2 separate regions of the Homo sapiens genome follow, and region 2 is linked to region 1. Evidence: chromatin contacts called from ENCODE Hi-C or POLR2A ChIA-PET data. All regions are on one chromosome and are shown on one strand. Each heading gives the region's core, a stretch centred on a gene start or an enhancer-like site at or near the end of the contact. The rest is flanking DNA. Distances are from core to core; before and after follow the strand shown.

What was found. A loop is a pair of places that touch in the nucleus more often than their neighbours do. ChIA-PET counts read pairs that join two places held with the same protein, here RNA polymerase II (POLR2A). Pooled maps may share reads with other maps.
Region 2: a loop to region 1 is called in a map with no recorded cell type, with 6 times the contacts of the local background. The contact joins two enhancer-like sites. A Hi-C loop is called at or near these places in 1 of 168 maps with a recorded cell type or tissue (natural killer cell), 6 of 37 single-sample maps with no recorded cell type and 11 of 50 pooled maps. POLR2A ChIA-PET finds 5 or more read pairs at or near these places in 4 of 52 experiments (T-cell, activated CD4-positive, alpha-beta T cell, activated T-cell and 1 more).

Annotation. Positions count from the first base shown.
Region 1 is chr3:16,547,170-16,553,399 of GRCh38, reverse strand. No RefSeq gene overlaps it. Among named protein-coding and RNA genes, the nearest start is that of LINC00690, 14 kb to the right of the region's middle. Within about 2 kb of position 2,464, at least 3 of the 41 ENCODE cell types and tissues checked have a DNase peak (open chromatin) inside an H3K27ac peak, as active enhancers do.
Region 2 is chr3:16,479,073-16,485,043 of GRCh38, reverse strand. The region is part of intron 2 of RFTN1 (raftlin, lipid raft linker 1); the gene reads left to right. LOC124906219 (a long non-coding RNA gene) reads right to left here. Exons shown (of 3, transcript XR_007095839.1): 3 at 1-5,643. Among named protein-coding and RNA genes, the nearest start is that of RFTN1, 32 kb to the left of the region's middle. RefSeq lists an enhancer at 1,512-2,364. Within about 2 kb of position 2,168, at least 17 of the 41 ENCODE cell types and tissues checked have a DNase peak (open chromatin) inside an H3K27ac peak, as active enhancers do.

The sequences.
Region 1 (6,230 bases), core at 1,215-3,714:
TACTCCATTGCTAGCCCAACCTTGCATCTCATGCCTGTGTTATTTCACAGCCTTCTAGGCTGATACTCCCGCTGCTGCTGTGCCTGGCTGCAGCCTATTCTCCACATCATGAAGAGGAAACTTTGAAAAATGGATAAAATTGATAGCAAATTGTGTTTCTCCTGCACTCAGAATCCTCCTCTGGCTCCTCACTCTAATCTCTGGCTTCAGTAGTTGATGGCAAATATTTAAAAGTCAGCCTGCAGGAAGGACCCTGATTTACTGAGTTTTTCAATGTTGGTGGTGTAAATACTCATCATGGCCAATTTCAAGCCGCCTTCTTTCCTTCCCTCCCTCCCTCCTCCCCTTCTCCCCTCCTTCTTTCCTTCCTTCCTTTCCTCCCTCCCTCATTCCTTCTGTCCTTCCCCCCTTCCCTTCCTTTCCTTCTTCCTTCTTTCCCTTCTTCCTTCCTTCCTTCCCTCCTTCCCTCTTTCCCTCCTTTCTTCCCTATTCTCTACCTCCTACTCTAGAATTGACATTCCATGACAGGCAATCCATGTCTGTCTTAGTCATTGCTTAGACGTACCTGGCACATAATGGAGGCTCAGTACGTATTTCTTGAACAAATAGTTGACTAAATGAATAGATGATCCTTTCTTAATTCTGTACCAGGATTTAAGAATTATTCAAAGTAGATGTCATTGTTTTACAATAACCAAGTACTGCTCAGCACTTTCAAGTTCACAAAGCACGCCTCATGCATCATCTCTATGATCTGTACCCAGGTGCCATCCTGAGAAGCTGGGAAAGGCTTTTCTCTTCCTCCCCACTTTATAAATGAGGAAACAAAGACTCAGAGAGGTGGAGGTTCCCCCTCAAGGCCACACAGCAAGTGTGTATGCACAGGTCTGACTCTCAGTCTGGCACTCTTCTCAATGGTGTCCAGTAACTGTTTAGCTCTTGAGGGGATCTCATCAGAGAAGCCTGGAGGCTTCAGGGAAAGCCGTTCCAAGGAAGAGGAGAGAAAGACATGGTGGCGAGGAAGGAGGATTGACAACCAGGGAAGGCCTTACCTAGGCCTCCACCAGGCTGAGCTTCTGGCCTCAGGCCAGTAACATAATGATTCAGGTCCCCACTCCTGATTCTGCCACTAGATTCCCACTATCCTCCCCCAAGACATGGAGCATTGAGCCCCCCTTCCCCACAGATAGAGTACCCTGGATAGAGTGGGCTCCACACCTAGCACCCACCTTCTTGCAAGACTATAGCAATGAACAGCAGAGAGCGCAAGCTGGAGACCCACAAGCTGAACTCAGTCCTCGGGGATGATTTCTTTAGCCCCTGTAGAGTTCAAAAACTTGGGCCAACATTTACAAGCAGGAGATCCCAAGTGGTTACTTTCTTTAGGCAAACAGGAAAATCTTGCCACACCTCCTGGCCATTCTGGGCTGACACCAGTCATCCACCTGAGACCAGACAAGTGTTGTCCAGTTCAACGCAGCCCCAGTTTCCTATCCCCTCTCCAACCTTGAGGGCAGCCATCGACTGCAGTTCATTTCCATGCTAGTGCTGGAAGTTTTACTGGCGTCGAAAAACATGGCTCTGAAACCCAAGCTTATACCAAAAGGAGAAAAACAATATATGTAGGGCCTCATGATTTTATTACATCATGACTGACATAACCCTGAGTTTAAGAGCCTTGGGCTATGTCTCCATTTCAAATATACCTTTTCTTTCCCCTTTCTTTCTTTCTTTTTCTTTCTTTCTTCTTCCTTCCTTTCTTTCTCTTTCTTCTTTCTCTTTCTTTTCTTTCTCTTTTTCCTTCCTTCTTCCTTCCCTCTTTTTCTTCCTTTGTTTCCTTGCTCCCTTCCTTCTTTTCCTTCCTCACTCCCTCTCTTTCCTTCTCTCTCTTCCTTTTCTTTATTTCTTTTTTCTCTTTCTCTTTTTTCTTTCTTTCTCATCTTTCTTTCTCCTCTTTCTTCTCTTTCTTTCTTTCTTGACAGAGTCTCTCTGTTACCCAGATATGGAGTATGATACAGGCTCACACACCACACCCAGCTAATTTTTTAATTTTTATTTTGTAGAAATGGGGTCTTGCCATCTTGCCCAGGCTGGTCTCAAACTTCTGGCCTCAAGTGATCCTCCTGCCTCAGCCTCCCAAAGTGTTGGGATTGCAGACATGAGCCACCTCGCCCAGCCAAGTACACCTTTTCTTTGTCCTGTGAACAGTCTCACAAAGAAGGCATCCAGAAGCCTCCTTTAGGTGAGGATCCTTGAGTTCAGAGGCGTGGAGGGACTTGCCCAAGGTTAAATAACTAGACATAGACACAGTACGTGACGATAACATCTCATCCAGCACAGGCATCTGCATAAACTGCATTCCCAGCCACACACCACCAGTGTGTTCACCATGACAGGGTGTGCGACCTGATGCAATAGCCCTTGTGTAATCTGACACATCCCCATTAGGTGGCACCATAAACCAACAAAGCTTTCCAGGACAATGCCTTTGCGGAAATTGGTTTTCTTGCATTATTAGGGATTTTAAGGCAGAATTGTTTTTCCCCTCTTTCTCTCTTAAAAAAAAAAAAAAGTCTTTCAATATACAATGTAGCATGGCTTTCGTGCCAGGCATAAAATGAAATTTGCCTTAATCCATTGCCTAGGGAGAAAGTGTGTGTGTGTCACAACTGACATCTGTTAAATGTTAAATGAAGTAAGCAAGCAATAAGAAGGTCTGAAATACATTCTTTGTTCAAGAAGTCGTGCAGACACTGATCAGCTGCTCTGTACAACTGGGAATAAAACAAGCACCTTTTTCTCCCCCCAACAAGCGCCACTGAAAGCCCCCAAGGAGGGCAAAAGCAGAGGATGGGTGGACTTGCGTGCCGTGAGGTTAACACTTCTGTTTCAAGTTCAAGCAAATTGGCTTGGCACAGCAGGAATGACCACACTGCCAGCTCCATTGTACCTGCTTCCTCCCCAGGGCTGAACAGGAGCCCAGGCTTGTCTGTCCTTTCCTGCTATTTCTTTTGCAAAGTGTAAGAAGGTGTGAGGCTTCATCCAAATTACCTGATCAGTTTTGACCATCAGCATGTTATTATGGTGGATCTATTCTTAAAATATATTTGTTCTTTTGTTTTCCTCACTAGCAAGGAATTTTGAACCAGTCACTCCAAAGTTAGCCCTTGCAATTTATTAGTCAAGCTTCGTTATTAACATTATTAACAAGAGAATGAGAACAGATGTAATTCCAATATGCAGCTGGAATATCAGCTAAAAATGTGCTCCTTATAAAGATATACAGGATTATCAAATGAGAAAGAGAAGCTTTGCCTATGCAACCAATTATAATTGTGGGATGGTGTATTTTGGGTATTGGAATTTTTTGATAAACATAAGGATAGGCAGAAAGCCCTTCGGTTTCAATCCTTTGTTTCATCCTTTCCCTCATTCCTAGAAATAGGTTAGGTATCTATGGCAGTAACAGTGAGTGCTTCCCAAAGAGCCACACACGTTTTCAAGCCTCCCCTGCGGTTGAGTTGAGCCATATGGATGAGTTCTGGTAAATGGGAAAATATTTACTTGTATTTTCTTTGAGTTCTATTGTAGTTTTATTTTTGTATTTAATCCCTGTGGAATTTATTTTAGTATATTAGTTTCAAGCCGGTTGTTCCCAGACTATTTAATTAATCTTTCCTTTTCCTACCAATTGCACATACCAATCAGTATATGATAAATTCTGATTTCTGGTTCAGTAATCAATTTTCTCATTCCTATGTTGGTATCAAATTCCCAAATTAGAGTAATTTTGAAATATATCTTACTATCTAGTAACAGCTATCCCCTTTAATTTTTTAAATGGGGTCTCACTATGTTGCCCAGGCTGGTCTTAAACTTCTGGGCTCAAGCAATCCTTCTGTCTCAGTTCAGCCTCCAGAGTAACTAGAAATACAGTCCCGTAACCACCACACCTGGCTCCTTTTAAAAAAAATTATTTTAGTTACTTTCACATATTTATTCTTTGAGTAGAATTTAAAAATCAGTTTGTCAAGTTAAAAAATTAAAGATGGATTAAATTCACAGATTGATTTGGAAATAATTGACATTATGTCGGCCCCGAGCCTTCTCATTCAGGTGCGTGATGTTTCCCTGCATTTCAAGTCTTCTTCCATGTCCTTAGGTCGTTTTGTTTTTCTTCTGTGTTTGATCCTGAGTATTTGATTTTGGTTGCTTTTGTAAATGGGATATTTTTCCCATTTCTCATCATTTTTTTCTAATTTATTATGGCTGAATATTATTCCACTGTATGTATATATCACAATTAATTTATCCATTCATCCATCAATGGACATGTGGTTTGCTTCCACCTTTTGGCTACTGTGCTGCCATGAACATGTGTATACATGTACTTGTGTCCCTGTTTTCAATTCTTTTGGGTACAGACACCTAGGAGTGGAATTGCTGGGTCCTGTGGTGATGCTGTGTTGAGTCATTTGAGGAACCGCCAACTGTTTCCCACAGTGGCTGAACCGTATTACATTCCCACCAGCAATATACAAATTCCAGTTTCTCCACATCCTCACCCATACTCGCTATTTTCTGTTTTCTTTTTTTTTAAAATTATTCCCATCCTAATGAGTGTGCAGCGGTGCCTCATTTTTATTTGCATTCCCCTAATGATGAATGATACTGAGTGTGTTTTCATGTGTTTGTGGGCCATGGTCTGTCTTCTTTGGAGAAATATCTATTCAAGTCCTTTTTTCATTGTTTAAGGGATGGTTTGCCTTTTTGTTGTTAGTTTCCTAACTTTTTGACAGGAGAAAGGTTAACTGAAAGTTGCTGTGTTACATAGGATGCTTTCAAAAGCAACAACTAGAAGATGCAACACAAAATGTCTTAAATGATAAAAAAATGTTAAATGTTTGAGTGATCAGTTATGGTTCTAGCATTCTCCACATATCAATTCATTTAATTCTAAAACGAATACTACAGGGTAGGTATACAAATCAGAAATATGAGGCACAGAGAAGTCCAAAGTCACACAACTGGTAAGTGGTAAAGTTAGAATTTGAACCTAGGAAGTCTGACTCCATAGTCTCATCTCTGAGTGACTAGGTACTAAGTTTGTAGGGAGGCAGTACTGGCATTGATTGGTTTAGCAGCTCAACCTAATATAGGAGTCTAGATTTGTCGATATTCCTATTCTGCTACCCTAAGCATGTTGCCTTTGCCTCAGGCTTCTTCCCTCATGATTGCAAAATGGCTGCAACAGCTCCAAGCATCACATTATCTCCCAGCAACATCCAAATGACAGAAACAGAAAGTCTCTGTGATTTCTTCTTTTTTGAGATTAAGGAAAACTCTTCTAGAAGTACCTCCAGCAGACTTCTCATTGACTACAATTGTGGCACATGCCCCATCCTGAACTCATCACTAACAAGGGAAACAGAACTACAATTTTGGACACAGACTGATCAAGGTTTACACCTTGAAACTTCAATGGGGTCCAGATTCCAAGAACTATCTGCTGCTCAGTTCCTGAACAGAAATCATTTTCTATTAACAAAGAAGAAGGTGGTAATCACTGTTGAGTTGGTGACCAACAGCTGTTGCCACAATTGTCATTTACTTCTGTTAGCCTCAAGGTCAGTGACATCTCCTCTGTGGGCTGGTGATTTCTCACTCTTGATTTCTCCTAGGCCATGTGTCTGATTTCTTCTAGGCCACAGATGCAACACGTACATGAAAATCTGAATTCCCACCGCACATTTGTTTGCAAAACTCTGTTTGCCATTTCTCTCCACTTCTTACGCCTACCTCTACAGATAATAGGGGCATGCATCTCTTTAGGGTGACCTTTGCATATTTATGCTAATTGCAGATTTAAACTATAAGCCCTAACACTCATAATCTCCTAGCTTCCCTCTGTAAAAAAATCCCCCTAAGTGATACTTAATTTCACATGCTTGCCAAATCTTAAATCCAAAAGCAAAAGCCGATTTACCTCTGTACTGAAATTAAAGCTATACAAAGTTTTTGGCTGTGGGGGCACACCTCACTGTCCTCAGTGGCCCTTCGTAGCACAGATTTAAGTTAGGAGTCTCCCTAATTTATTATGACTGATATTTTAAAATGTCATCAAACTATCCTGTCTATAAAGAAATGACGAAGCTTTCTTCCACATTTATGCAAGTCACAGGAGACCTTTCTAAATGGACGAAGTAAAATAATCTTGGGACAAAGCATTT
Region 2 (5,971 bases), core at 919-3,418, 68 kb after region 1:
CAAAGTGTTTGTTCTATTTTACATTTCCAACAACAATGTATGAGAGTAGAGAGCTTCATTTTTTATAGGTAATAATCAGAGTTACTTTTTATTCAGCACCTACTGTTGTATTAATCTCTTCTAAACAAACTAACAACAATCTTATGAGGTAGGTGGAGTCACCCCCACGGTATAGAAGAATAAATTGAGATATTGAGTTTGGAGCAGTTATAAAAGAAACTTGCTAGGCCACCAAGCACTTGGAGCTTTGCAGGATATCTTGTAGTTTTACTGAACAGCAAAGCCTTCACTTTGGCTTTCTTGGTTCCTGAATCTTCTGTGTGCTGTGGTGGGTTTAAACTAAATTGAAGGGCTTCAACATGAAAAAGTTCAAAGGTAATTTATTCACCTTTGCCCCTTTCTCAAGCTTGTCTTCTTCTATTTCTATTCTTAAGTTCCTCCTTATAAGACATTCCCATGACACGCATTACAATTTCGAGGATCATTCCACACTGCTGCATTTTACAAATTCCCATCTTTGTGGTTTTCCTGTCTAAGAGGACTTTAAGAACTGATTTTCGGGATGTTTTCTTCGACATTGTGCTGACCAGGCTCATACTTGGCTTTCGGCCACCAGCATTCTAGCCTTAAACTCTGTATATAAATTTTGGGTGGTCATGATAATAACAGGATGACATTCCTTATTCAAGACATGCACATTGCGCAATAAGTTTTCTACAGGTCCAGTTTTTCTTTGACCTCCAGTCTGGGGGGTGTTAGTCTGACACACAACTACAGAAGCAGCTGATAATCATTGTTTATAAGAGTTGTCCTTTCAGTCTCCCTTCACGGCTGGGAAAAAGACTAATCTAAAAAAATGGATCATGATTTACATTATATTCTGAAAATTAAGAAATGAAAGTTGTGGGGAGCTAAGTGTTTGGGTGCCTAATGGCTAGTTATAAATCCTGGCACTATTAGCCTTTCTGATTTCGTGAAGGGAGATGATAGGCCAGTTCCATGGCCTCATCTAAAATAATGTCAATCTCCAGAAAAGCCTTTAAAACTAATCATTAGCTTAAAGGAGTGGTTCCCAACCTTGAGAGTGAATCAGAATAGCCTGGAGGGCTTGTCAAAATGCAGAGTCCTGGGCCCCATCCTCAAAGTTTCTGATTTAGTAAGTCTAGGGCAAGGCCTGAGAATCTGCTTTTGTAATAAGTTCCCAGGCAATGCTGATGCTGCTGGTCTGGGGACCACACTTGGAGAACCTTAAAAGATCATGTGGAGTACAATTTTTTTTTTTTTAATTTGAGTGGAGATGGCAGAAAAAAATTATACTAGTGTGATCTTTTGAGTATAAAATAAATTCAACAAATGTTTACTTACCTACCTATGTATTATGACCAAATCATAACTTACTTTCTTTAGGTGACTTGGAATATATTTGGGAGGACAGGCCAGAGGAATAAAAATAAGGATACAAGGTGACACAATGATTCTCAAAGTTTGTTTAAAAAGTTCCCATGCCCAGCTGCACACCAGACCCATTAAGTCAGTCTTGGTGTTGTGGTTTGGTTCTGTGTCCCCACCCCACCTACAGTTGACACTACAGAACAGGTGTCAACAGACTCAGCTTAAGTCTGTGATGTCTCAGGGAGCTGGCTAAGATGGATACCTGGCTGCTGGTGCCTGCAGGTTCTGGGAGGGAGGGGGGTGCTTTACAGGGGAGCCCAACATCGTAAACTAGGGAAAGGAAGGAAGAGAATTGGAGGGGATGAGTACTTATTTGCATTACAGGAGGATTCTTGGTTTAAAGTGGGTTTCACCATGGGGTTCCTTTAGATAGAGCCTCAAGTACTCTGAAGTGTTTGTTTTGCCTTTCCTTAATGAGGTATTTATTACCTCTCTGTAAATATGATACCTGCAGTTTTAGAACATAACAAATCCATCTATAACATTTGCAGCTCTTCAGCAGAACTGAGCATACAGTCACTGACGTTGATGGCATTTTTTCTAAGTAAAAACAAACAAACCTTGGAGCAAAATGTCAGAAGCCCTGGAGGAGGGAAGGTGGATGGCTAGAAGGGAGGCTCTAAGCAGCCCTTGATACTGCTGCAAGAGGCCCCAGGGTCAGAGTTGGGTGGGGCGGGACTTTCTATATTTCCGCAAATTTAAGCTCACCCCGGTGGGAGGCTCCTCCTCGTACAGTCCTTCATCTTCATGGCAGAAAGGCTGTTCTGCCCCTGCGCCCTCCCTGGCCTCTCTGGGGATCCCTGCAGCTGATGTATTGTGATGGAGCAGTGGACTTGGATGCTGCTGGTATTGATATAATCATTGTTAACAGTAGCAACAGTAATAACAGCTAATGTGGCATGCATGGTGCTCAGTGTCAATTAATCCTTATAGAGATCTTGATTTTACAAATGAGGAAACAAGGCTCAGTGAGGTTACCTAATGTGCCCGTGGTTCTGCAACGAATGTGTGATGAGCTAGAATCAGAACTCAGACTTGCCTTCTTCAATTCTTTACTCTTAAGGATTGTGGACAATACCAAAGGTCCCTCGGGTATGGCTTTGAGATTTGGTTGGCTGTGATCGGTCATTCAAGGACCCCAGCTTTGATGTTCTCTTTTTGATTGAGCCCTACTCTAGGGAGAATTTGGCTGCATGTTTTGGTGAATCATAGATGGTGGGGATGAGAATAGACTGAGTGGTTGAGCATTGTCTTATGCTGTGTTGTTTGCAATGCAGCTTGATATACTTTAGCTCAATTCATCCTTACAAGTCTAGAGATGTTTTTTGTTCTGCTTGACAAATAGGGAGCCTGACAAATAGGGTGGTCTTGTCTTACAGAGCCGCAGCTTGCACTGAGGTCTTCCGACTCCATGTGCCCTGTGTGTCTTGCTGCTGCCTGGGACCCACAGAGTCTCTGAGGGTCCGGAGCCACATTAAGGGTCATGCTGCCCATGACCTGTTGGTGACCACTTTCCTTAGGTATCAAGAACATGAGTGTTGGTCAATAACCCACTGGAGCGTAGTGCTGGCTTCTGTTGTTCCCAGCTTTAAAATAGGGCTAGGTTTGACCTCCAGCTCAGATTCAGAAGGCCAAGTCTGAGCTTGAGTATGTGTGGATGGCTGCCACTTAGTCCCAGTTTTGTAAGTGTGCCAATATCGGGACTTTTCCTGTGCTGAATATAGACTCCTCCTTTGCTGAAAATAGTATATGCGGTAGGGTAGGGAAACATTTTTCTTTCCTAGAAAATCGCTCCTTGCTCCTCTAGGTAACATTGACTTCTGTGAAACCATCTGTTTCTTCCAATATAATTTCCAGACTATTAGATTAAACAGTTTCTCCTGACCCACTTTTGGCTTCTGTTTCTTTTCACTGTTCATTAATAAATTGTGTAGCAGAGTTTTTATGGAGAGTGTGTGTGTGTCTATTTATTTAATTTCAGTTTAGGCAAAAGCAATTGTTGGATGCAGTGAAGTTATTTAACTTCCTACTTGTGTTTCATTTTTGTTTCCGGTTTCTATAATTGCTAAGAGTTGGTTTTTGTTTTTGAGATTCATGCAAGGAAGTCAATGGCATGAGTTATGAGTTGAGGTTCTGGCTGGGAGGTGTGTTAAAAACAGACCATGTTTTTAAACAGAAGATGCAAAGAGTAATAAGGAAATCGGTTCCCATAAAACATGTCTCAAAGTAGATAAATATGCTCTTACAGTTTGAAGAGATTTTCAAAAGATAAATGAGATAATATGTGTGACGTAGCTTTAAGTTTTTCTGAGCAAAGCTGTTATATTCATCTTTGGTATTGTTGCTTTTGATGTTGCGACCAAGTCTGCTATTAGCGTTAGTGTTATTGTTAAATATTCACTAATGGGAGTAATAAGATTAGATTTAAAAGGAAGGAAGGCATTCTTTACATTCCTTTGCATTCCTTTCTGAATGTAAAAACTCTTCATGCTGTTTTCCCAGCTACTCTAAATCCAGACCAAGAAGCAACACTACTCAGTCTTGTATGAAAATGGGCTCAGGTGTGTGTGTGTGTGTGTGTGTGTGTGTGTGTCTGTGTGTGTGTGTGCATGTGCATATGTGTGTAACCCAAGCAGTAAATTTCAGCAACTAAGCCTGCCTTCAGTAAAATGAAATTCCTTGCTGATGACTGTTATCTGTCAAAGCAAAACCAAATTATTTTTCTGCAGGGATTCATAAAAGCAGCCTTGAGGTAGTGGTAATAATTGTTATCTAATTTGGTTAAAGCGGAACAGAAAACAAGTTAATATTCTATGCACCCTACTAATTATTATTAGCAATATTGCGTTAAAGAATTTTAAGCTTTCTCTAATTTCACTGGGTCCACTGTCATTTTATAGTTTGACCATATTTCACCAATGCTTCAGAAGACAGGAGTCCTGTTGAATTTTATCTACGAAATATTTTCAAAAGCAAATCTGGTGTGAAAAGGTAGGTGATTCTGGCCTCAAGTTGCATGCCACTGTCATTAAGTCTAGAAGGTCATTTCCTCAGTTCTGTGTTTCAGGCATACTCTTCTTTGTTTACAGGTCAGGGCTCCTGATAAGTAAAAATTACATGGGCAAGGAGTACCTGCTACACTTAGCAGCCACTGAGATGTTTTTCTATTCTGTTGCATAAACATACTTTGCAGGTACATACACATGATTTATCAGGAGGAGTACACATTAGTTTGACAGCCTCATTGGGCCCTCTTAAAAGAGGGAAGGGATTATTTCACTTGGGCATCCCTAGTGTAAGCTCAGAATTAGTTTGTAAGCATGAGTACAACATGGCACTATAAGGAATGCATGTTGCTTTGACACAAGATAGGTATAATAATATATTCCCAAGGGAGCTGGCAAGCTTGTGGGTGGACTTTTCTTTTTGGAGAAAGCAGTCTTGTCTGGCAAAGTTACTTAACAAAATTGATCCATTCAATATTTATTGATTATCTACTCTTTTTCAGGCTCTGTATTGAGCATGCAATGGTGAACAAGATAGTAAGGTCTCTCAATGTAGGAAACAGCGTCTGAAACATCCCACCAAATTCTGGAGTTTTTAATGTCCTAGTCTGGTGTCTGTTCTCCTATATCTGGAAACCAGGCCAGCTTGGGTATAGCCCTAATAGAGTCTGTGTGTTATCTTGGAGAAGCATCTGCCATGATTTACCATTATTTGCCTTTGGCCTGCTGCACCTTGCATGGCTAGAGACTTGTCTGCTGTTTGGTAGGTGCAGGGGGCCCTGGAAATCCTAAACCAAATCTAATCTTTGGACCCACCAACCAAACTGCAGCTTGGAAAAGGTACCTCAATCAAACGAGCTTCCTGGGGGTGAGTGGACTCATCAGGGCTGCTGATGCCAACAGGCTGAACTTTTAAGGCCTTAATAGATGCATCAAAGATGCCCTGAGCATGGGCTCACCGGTCTTCAGTCCATCATGGCTTGCTTGGTGAGAAATGGTCGAGATGAAGTGTGTGAAAGAAAAGTTACTGATGCTGTTTCTAATAGCCCAGGCTGGAATAATGCTGTAAAGGTGTGCAAGGAATGGGGAGAAGGATGTTGAGGTTTTTCTGGATTGCCTTCCATATCCCTCAGACTGGTGATCCAACTGTTTCTTTTCTTACCACTGTTTCTTGCCAATCTAGAGACTGTAAATGAAAACAAAAACTTACTCTCATGTCTATAAGTAGTTTCTTATTGTGGACTTCATTTAATGAATTAGCCTAAAACAACTAAAAACCAAGAAAATATCTTTTTTCTTAATACCATTTACTTTCTTGGATATAAAGTGTGAATTCAGAAGTGGCTTAAGGCAAGTGATGGGGATCAGTGTCCCTGAGGGGTGAACCAGCCAAGGTTTTGTTCTCCTACCTGCAAGGAATGTTAGAGTACTATACAGTGCTTGGGTTTGGGAGCCAAGTTACCTAATGAAAAAGCAACTTTAACTCAACTTTCCTGCTCATTAGTGTTATGATA